3 separate regions of the Homo sapiens genome follow, and regions 1 and 3 are each linked to region 2. Evidence: chromatin contacts called from ENCODE Hi-C or POLR2A ChIA-PET data. All regions are on one chromosome and are shown on one strand. Each heading gives the region's core, a stretch centred on a gene start or an enhancer-like site at or near the end of the contact. The rest is flanking DNA. Distances are from core to core; before and after follow the strand shown. Region 1 overlaps MIR100HG (mir-100-let-7a-2-mir-125b-1 cluster host gene). Region 2 overlaps MIR100HG (mir-100-let-7a-2-mir-125b-1 cluster host gene). Region 3 overlaps MIR100HG (mir-100-let-7a-2-mir-125b-1 cluster host gene).

Region 1 (2,700 bases), core at 92-2,591, 58 kb before region 2:
GTCCTTTTATCAAAAGCTGGAGTCTAAAGACTCAGAGACACATTGAAATGTATCTTATAAGGGAAGGCCAAAATTATTGATGCTAACACAGGGTAGTGATTTTGGGCTAATGAATTACTAGGGTCTAGAACCCTGTCTAACACACAGCAAGTACCAAATATGCACTAAATGAACACAAGATTGGATGCTTCTAGCTATTTTAAAAGTGGGAACAGACTTTAAAAAAAAGGTTAATAGAGTATGGATAGTAGAGACGGTGGGGCTAAACTCTAAAATTCACTGGAAATCTTAGGTCACGGTTAAACAAGACATCTGGAAATAAGCTAGTCTACCAATAACCTAGATTGCTGATGCTATTTAAACATTTGTCATAATTCTAGTAAACTCACCGCTATGGTTTGAATGTGTCCTCTCCAAAATTCAGGTGTTGCCAATATGGTAGTATTAAGAGGTAGGGCCTTTAAGAGGTGGTTAGACCATGAAGGGTCCTCTCTCATGAATGGGGTTAAGGCCCTTATAAAAGAGACTTCACGCATCATTCTGCCATGTGGGGACACAGAGGAGGCTGTACCCCTCTGGAGGATGTAGCCTTCACCAGACAACAGAACCCACCAGCACCTTGATCTTGGACCTCCCAGCCTCCAGAAATAGGAAAAATAAATTTCAATTTTTTACAAACTACCCAGTCTGTGGTATTCTGTCATAGCAGCACAAAGAGGCTAAGACACTCAGGTTCTGTCACCTCAACAATACCAAGCTTTTCCTTGAAAAAGTTTCTAAGGGAGAGAGTTAAAATTCCTTAAGTGACAGCCACCATCTTCAGAATTCTTTGGGCCTAAAAAATAGAGTACTAAGAGCCTTTAGATGTGGTTTCCGACTTTCTTACTGTCCCTCTCCTTCCATATTACTCTCTCACTCTCATGTCTCCCACTCATACTCACTCTCATTTTCACCTCTGAGTTAGACATCTTGGCCTGCACCTTCCTTAGACGCAGTCTCACACATTTCTTGTTCACTGCCATGTGCCCATCCCTGGCATACTTTCGGGCATACAGAAGTACACAAAAAATAGTTGTTAAATAAATTACATATTAGCTGAACAAGTCAGGGAGATTTCACATCAGGTAGAAAATCTCATTGTTTTATCTCTAAAAGTATCCCAAGTCATTTGTACTATACTCCACTGTTTCTTTTTGCTAGGCATATATTATGCATTTCATGTACTTATTTGTTCACTAGCCTATGGACTGTGAGAGCCTCATGAATGAGGAAAATATCTTCCTCCTCTGCATCCTCCCACAAAGAGCCACTTCAAGGCTCCACCCACAGTGGTTTGTGATTCACCAAGCATGGCTGACTGACTCAGAACCAACATGATACTTGCAGCCCACTCTGGACCTTCCATGGGAGAAGGGACCACATCTCACTCATCCTGGCACTTAGTCCAGTGCCTGACACACTAAAGACACCCAGTAAATATTGACTGAGGAAGAGAGAGAAGCAGTATGAGTGAATAATACTAAAAAAATCCAAATGTTTCAGCAAAGCCAAACATGAAGCAAAATAAACTAGTGTGCTTCTTCCATTCATTGTATCCTGCATTCATTCAACAAGTATCTACTGAATGACTAGTTTGTGCCAACCATTGTGCTTGGCACCAGTGACTTGCAGATGAATTATATATGAGTGAGAAAACAGGTCTGCATGGAATTTCCACTCTAGCGAGGAAGGTGGATGATACACAAATAATTGCATGTGTGCTAGCATTGTCCATGGGCAATGAGAAAGTACATCTCAGCCAGGTGCGGTGCCTCAAGGCTGTAATCTCAGCCCTTTGGGAGGCTGAACAGGTGGATCATGAGGTCAGCAGATCGAGACCATCCTGGCCAACATGGTGAAACCCCATCTCTACTAAAATATAAAAAATTAGCTGTGCGTGGGGGCCTACGCCTGTAGTCCCAGCTACTTGGGAGGCTGAGGCAGGGGAATCGCTTGAACCAGAAAGGTAGAGGTTGCAGTGAGCTGAGATAGTGCCATTGCACTCCAGCCTGGCAAAGAACAAGATCCCGTCTCAAATAAAAAAAAAAGAAAAGAGAAAGTACTTCTCTTGTAGAAGTGTTGAGGAAGCACAAAGGAGGCAGGTGAGCAGGGAGAGATGAGGAAAGGAGGAAAGAGGAGACTAAAAATTCTTCAACAAAATTCATCTGCCTCTGCAACAAGGAACTTCTTTTTTTTATTTTATTATTATTATACTTTAAGTTTTAGGGTACATGTGCATAATGTGCAGGTTAGTTACATATGTATACATGTGCCATGCTGGTGTGCTGCACGCATTAACTCGTCATTTCGCATTAGGTATATCTCCCAATGCTATCCCTCCCCTCTCCCCCCACCCCACAACAGCCCCCAGAGTGTGATGTTCCCCTTCCTGTGTCCACGTGTTCTCATTCTTCAATTCCCACCTATGAGTGAGAACATGCAGTGTTTGGTTTTTTGTTCTTACGATAGTTTACTGAGAATGATGATTTCCAATTTCATCCATGTCCCTACAAAGGACATGAACTCATCATTTTTTATGGCTGCATAGTATTCTATGGTGTATATGTGCCATATTTTCTTAATCCAGTCTACCATTTTTGGACATTTGGGTTGGTTCCAAGTCTTTGCTATTGTGAATAGTGCCGCAATAAACATATGTGT
Region 2 (2,896 bases), core at 354-2,853:
TGATCATGGCTCACTGCAGCCTCGACTTCCTGGGCTCAGGTGATTGTCCCACCTCAGCCTCCCGAGTAGCTGGAACTACAGGTGCATGCCACCACACCCGGCTTTTTTTCTTTTTTTTCTTTTTAGTAGAGACTGGGATCTTGACATATTGCCCAGGCTGGTCTCAAACTCCTGGGCTCAAGCGATCCACCTCTCTCAGCCTCCCACAGTGCTATGATTACAGGCAAGAGCCACAGCACCAGGCCTATTTCTTCTTTTAAGAGCTTGCCAAATGCTACTATCTTAACTTGGAACTTCTCCCCACCTCCATCCCTTAAACCTATCCAAGTTCTAGCCACGCTTTAAGGCTCTAGTAGGAAAGTCTCAACTTTCCTGTAATGTTTTCTCAGATGATTCTAACCCAGGTAGACATCCCACTCATATTACATGTACTGCCTCTGTTGGCATTAATTTGGCGTTGCCTCAGTTGTACCATTTCATAACTTGTTTGGCTTATTTTCTGACCTAATGCGCAAATTGTCAAGGGCAGAAACCATGTGTAGACCTCATAATGCTAAGTTCTAAGTAGATACTAAAAATTTTTTTAATGAATGAATAATACTGATACCATAGGTCTATTGATGGACTGAAGCTCTGAATATTCTAGAACTGGGAGGAAGATTCAACATTTTTGAAGGCTTACTACGTGCTAAGCCCTAAGTTAGGCATTTTATACAATGATTTTATTTAAACCTATATGGCTGATATTGTGACTTCCATTTTACAGATTTTTTAAAAGGTCCAGAGAGGTTAAGAAATTTGCTAACACAGGGCTGGGTGTGGTGGCTCATGCCTGTAATCCCAGCACTTTGGGAGGCCGAGGCGGGCAAATCACGAGGTCAGGAGTTCGAGACCAGCATGGCCAACATGGTAAAACCCCGTCCCTACTAAAAATACAAAAAATTAGCTGGGTGTGGTGGTGGGCGCCTGTAATCCCAGCTACTTGGGAGGCTGAGGCAGGAAAATCACTTAAATCTGGGAGGCGGAGGTTGCAGTGAGCCAAGATCATGCCACTGCACTCCAGCCCAGGAGATAGTGTGAGGCTCTGTCTCAAAGAAAAGGAAATTTGCTAACACGTTATTAGATTGTGGCAGAGCTACGACTTAAATGTAGACTAGTCTGACTCCAAAGCCCGCACCACACAGCCACATGGGTCATCACTGCATCTGTGAACGAGTTAACCTACACAAACCCCAGGGGACGGGGATCGTAGCTAGCCCAGAAAGAAATGACAAATGGTCACTTGGTAATACATTCTAGGTTCTGTTAACTCTAATATTCAGAAAGTTGTTCTTCATGTCTGACTTAATTCTCTCCTGCTTCCATTTCATGCCATTTCCCCTTGTTTTGTAGTCAAGCATATGGAAAACATCTGGCTACCATTTCCTAGACACCACTCCTTCTTGGTCTAAAAAATTCCTGTGGTAGCAGCTCAACTTTATTTTGTGTCATCTAAAATATAGCCACACACCTTTTAGAGTGTAGGTTGTCCTAACTGATAGGCTTTCCTACCCAGGCAGAATTATAGCTGTCAGCAGGGAAAATGAGTGAGAGCTACTGGCAGGATGAGCTAATCCGTGGTCAGATGCTCTTGGATCAAAGATTCATGCTGAAACCAGCCGTCAGAGCAAAGAAGCCAAGTTCATGGATGAAAAAAAAATGAGGCTGGGAAGCACAATGCACCCCAGTGACCTACCATTACCACTGGCCTCAAAATAGCCTTGGAGCCAGGATAGGGGGTGGGAGAATATAGAAACCAGGCAAGTAGGCCATGGCAGAGATTAATTTGGGGAAACCAAGGATGGGCAGACAGCCCCCATCCCCTGGCATCTGGGGAACAAGGGCAGCTGTACAGGAAACATAAAAACACAGTGGAGACCAGAGGAGGGGAGTCAAATGAGAATGCTAAATGTTTGGAACCCAGTGGCTAAGAAAGACGTTGCCAAGTGTCACACTGAAAACAGGAAAGCTTTCCTGGGCCCTGGGTGTGGAGGCCACCGAACAATGAAAGGGGAAGCCTGTAAGAAGAATAACAATGACACGGAAGCCTGCTCCAGCCTGGTGAAATCCCTTCTGCAGTTTTTACAAGAAGCAAAACAAACAACAGTCTGACCCCTCGGCTCGCCCCCGACGCCACACCCCCTCCTCAGTCCGCATGTTGGGTCAGGAAGGGCAGTGGTGTGGCCAGATCCATGAAAGGGATTCTAAGAACAAAGCCTGTGCCGTTTACCTGCAGATCAAAGTTTGCCGTTAATAACATGTGTGTTGGAGAGGGCAGAGAGAGGACCGTTGCCCCTGCATTCCATTAAAAAGGGATTATGGGCTGTCTGACCAGGTAAGCAGTGTGATCTGTGAACAGAAACTTGTCCTTTGGAAGTGGGGCTGTGGCAAAACAAAAGCCTTAGGAGACGTAATCAGCAACCGTTCACTGCAGCAGGGCGGGTGGCGCGGTGTCTGTGTTTGTGCCTGTGTGCAAGGGCATGTGCGATATTTTCTGCTGTTGCTAAGATGGGTTCCCCCTTCACTGGCCTCTCGCCCAATCGAAAGGTAGCTGCTCCTCATTGGCTGCCTGGCTTTATCGAATGACCATGACGAGCTGGAGCGAAGCCCACCTCATTGGCTTATTCCTATGGCCATTGTCAGGGGAGAGCAAATCAGACACCTAATCAATATTTTGTGAAGTGGCACTAGACTCTTGGCTAAATTTGCATTAAATTTCTCCCTGTCTGTGCCTTTGCACTCAGATAAGCATCATATTAACTTCGGGGATAGAGAGAGAGACGAGCAATCAAACACTGTCATCCTTCAGCCATTTTGGATGAATCTCTGAGTCTTGGCAAAAATCTTGGAGTGCCGA
Region 3 (2,738 bases), core at 98-2,597, 40 kb before region 2:
GAACAAGTCACATTTTACAATTTAAAAATAACATGATGTTCAGATATATTCCCAAAACAAAGACATAGTAGAACTGGTCTGCACTCTTGTTATTCTCTTCATTATATGAGTACAAGGTTGAGTTTGGGAGGTCTACATTTTTCAAAACACTAGCACCACCACTTTAGCAAATGTTCAGGTTAAGGCAATAAACTTGTGTGGCTGGGAACTGGAGACCAAGTTCTGGTCTCCACTGTAAAACTTACTGACTTTATAACCAAAGGTAAGGTTATTTTGGGTGGTGGAAAAGGTGAAAATAAGACAACTGCAGACAGGACTTTTTAAGGAAATTGAAGTTTTCCATAAAGCATTAAAAGCTATAGAAATATAAGGTCATATTTATTCAGTCACCATTTTAAGCACCTATAATATACTCTGAGTAGCACCAAGTCCTGGGGATACCCAAGTGCATATACTGTCATCACGTGGCATCCATGAAGAATTGGTTCCAGGATCCCCTGCCAATACCAAAATCTGCAGATGCTCAAGTCCTTTATATAAAATGTCTAGTATTTGCATGTAACCTATGCACATCCTCCTGTATACTTTAAATCATCTCTAGATTACATATGATATCTAATAAAATGTAAATACTATGTGAATAATTGTTATATTTTATTGTTTAGGGAATTACAAGAAAATAATCTGTAGGTGTGCAGTACAGACACAACAATCCTTTTTTTTTCCAAATGTTTTTGATCCAGAGTTAATTGAATCCCCAGATGTGAAATCCATGGATGTGAAGGACCAATGGTAACAAACCATTGGTGTTTTTTATTCATTACTAGAATAGCTGGGAAACATCCTTAGAACATCAGTCCAAAGTGACTTGAAGTGTAAAAAAATTGGATATAAGAGAGCTTTTAAAGAGAGTTAAGTTTCCTTCATTAGAAAAAAAAAAACTAGGGAAGGTAGGCCTAATAACTTTAAAAAATTCATGGCGTCATTTTAAGAAGAGCTTAGGTCAGCCAGTATGAAAACAAAGAAAAAGAAAAGTTAGCCTCAAGTCATAGAGGAAAAAAAAAAAAAAAGATTTGGAAAGAGATTAGGGAGACTGATTTTTCTGGAACACTAGAGCTAGTTATTGGGGGAAAAAAAACCCCGTGGAATTGCTCTGCTGGAAGCATTTGGAAAGTAATTAGCTAATTCTCTTTCTCAATGTGTTTAAAGATAAGACTAAAAGTGGGTGCTAGAATACTCCTTTTCTTGAAGCTCCGCTTCTAGAACTCTGAATGGCAATGAGGTGGATTAAAAGTCTATTCTCTTCTCCCTCCCTTATTTGGCTGGCATGTCTAATTCCAGAATTGGAAACTCATAGACATTGCTATGAAATGTATCATAGATCATGACTCACTATGAAAAGGACAAGTGTGCAAGTTGCCTTACCAGTGAAAAATCCTCTGCCTGCCCTCTTTCTTCCTGAGACAAGACTTCAGTTCTTTCTCTCTGATTCATATCCTGAGGAAATCAACATGATAAAAAATGGCTGCGTTCAATTAAAAAATGTCTCCAACCCACACTTTAAAAACATAAGCTCTTTTCAATCCAGATATGGATTATCTTCCTGAGAAAGTCTTTTCCTTCAGAAGAATTTTGTGCCATTTAAGATAGGCAAAACAGGCAGAATGCCATTCCTGCAATGAAAGTTACGCATTTAGCCAACAGATTTGCAAAGTGCATCTGCCATGGCAATGGATTTAAAGATGGGAATTAGTAGGAGAAAGAACTATGGTTTATTTGAGCCCACCAGCATCAGGTATTCTAGGTACTCTTCAACAGCAGCAGTTAACATTAATTGAATGCTTGCTAGGTATCAGGTACCATTCTAAGTTTTCCTTGCATTATTTCATTTAATCCAAACAAGTTCATGACATAAATCCTATTATGGATCCTAACTCACAGATGAGGAAAATGAGGCTCATCAGAGGTTAACCAATTTTTTCAATATGAGGTAGCAAGTAGCAGAGAGGGCTTTCAAATCAGAACTGTCTGACATCAGAACTTAAACTTCTAACTATTCCTCATACAGTCTTTTAGGAAAAGGTAGATACAAGATCTCCATTGTGGATATGAGAAAATGGAAACTCAGAGAAGAAGAGTAGCTTGATTAAGAGCACAAAGATTACTGATGTTTTTGGCCTAGGATTTGAGCTCAGGTCAGGAGGACTCCAATGTTCACGTTCCAGTCATATCGATAGAAAACCTAGGAGATGAGTAGATGTCCTGACATTCATTCCACGTAGATTATTTTTAATTCAAATAAGCAAATGCCCACTATGTATAAAACTCTGTACAAGTCTTACTGCATGTAAGACTTTGAAGATAGTATGAAAAAATTAAATATATTGTACCTGCCTCCAATGAACTTTAAATTCTAGTTGACAGAGAAAACACACAGATGAATAAACTAAGATCAGTTGCAAAGTATTGTGACACCATAGGTAAAATAATATCCTACGCATTAAATAGATTCAGAAGAAATGCTGGGAGAAGCAGTGATTAGAGAAGAAAATTGATCAAGAAAAGCTTCCTTGGAGAGGTATAAAATGATATGTATGATGAATAGAGTTGATCCCATTGCCTGACTCCCTGTCTATTTTTGTGGGTAGAAAAAAAAAGATACTTTGGAGAACCTATATGGAGAGAAAATATGATCTTAGCACCTATGGGAAACGTCCTATGAAAGATACGGCTCACAA

What was found. A loop is a pair of places that touch in the nucleus more often than their neighbours do. ChIA-PET counts read pairs that join two places held with the same protein, here RNA polymerase II (POLR2A). Pooled maps may share reads with other maps.
Region 1: a loop to region 2 is called in a map of natural killer cell, with 4 times the contacts of the local background. The contact joins two enhancer-like sites. A Hi-C loop is called at or near these places in 1 of 168 maps with a recorded cell type or tissue (natural killer cell). POLR2A ChIA-PET finds 5 or more read pairs at or near these places in 11 of 52 experiments (AG04450, BJ, CD4-positive, alpha-beta T cell and 8 more).
Region 3: a map of endothelial cell of umbilical vein shows a loop between it and region 2 (9-fold over the local background). The contact joins two enhancer-like sites. A Hi-C loop is called at or near these places in 3 of 168 maps with a recorded cell type or tissue (CD4-positive, alpha-beta T cell, endothelial cell of umbilical vein and sigmoid colon) and 2 of 50 pooled maps. POLR2A ChIA-PET finds 5 or more read pairs at or near these places in 6 of 52 experiments (AG04449, AG04450, BJ and 3 more).

Annotation. Positions count from the first base shown.
Region 1 is chr11:122,169,595-122,172,294 of GRCh38, forward strand. The region is part of intron 3 of MIR100HG (mir-100-let-7a-2-mir-125b-1 cluster host gene); the gene reads right to left. Among named protein-coding and RNA genes, the nearest start is that of MIR100, 19 kb to the left of the region's middle. Within about 2 kb of position 1,342, at least 6 of the 41 ENCODE cell types and tissues checked have a DNase peak (open chromatin) inside an H3K27ac peak, as active enhancers do.
Region 2 is chr11:122,227,653-122,230,548 of GRCh38, forward strand. All of the region lies in intron 2 of MIR100HG (mir-100-let-7a-2-mir-125b-1 cluster host gene), which reads right to left. Among named protein-coding and RNA genes, the nearest start is that of MIR100, 77 kb to the left of the region's middle. RefSeq lists an enhancer at 2,197-2,896. Within about 2 kb of position 1,604, at least 5 of the 41 ENCODE cell types and tissues checked have a DNase peak (open chromatin) inside an H3K27ac peak, as active enhancers do; they include endothelial cell of umbilical vein, where a contact is called at or near this core.
Region 3 is chr11:122,188,029-122,190,766 of GRCh38, forward strand. All of the region lies in intron 2 of MIR100HG (mir-100-let-7a-2-mir-125b-1 cluster host gene), which reads right to left. Among named protein-coding and RNA genes, the nearest start is that of MIR100, 37 kb to the left of the region's middle. Within about 2 kb of position 1,348, at least 11 of the 41 ENCODE cell types and tissues checked have a DNase peak (open chromatin) inside an H3K27ac peak, as active enhancers do; they include endothelial cell of umbilical vein, where a contact is called at or near this core.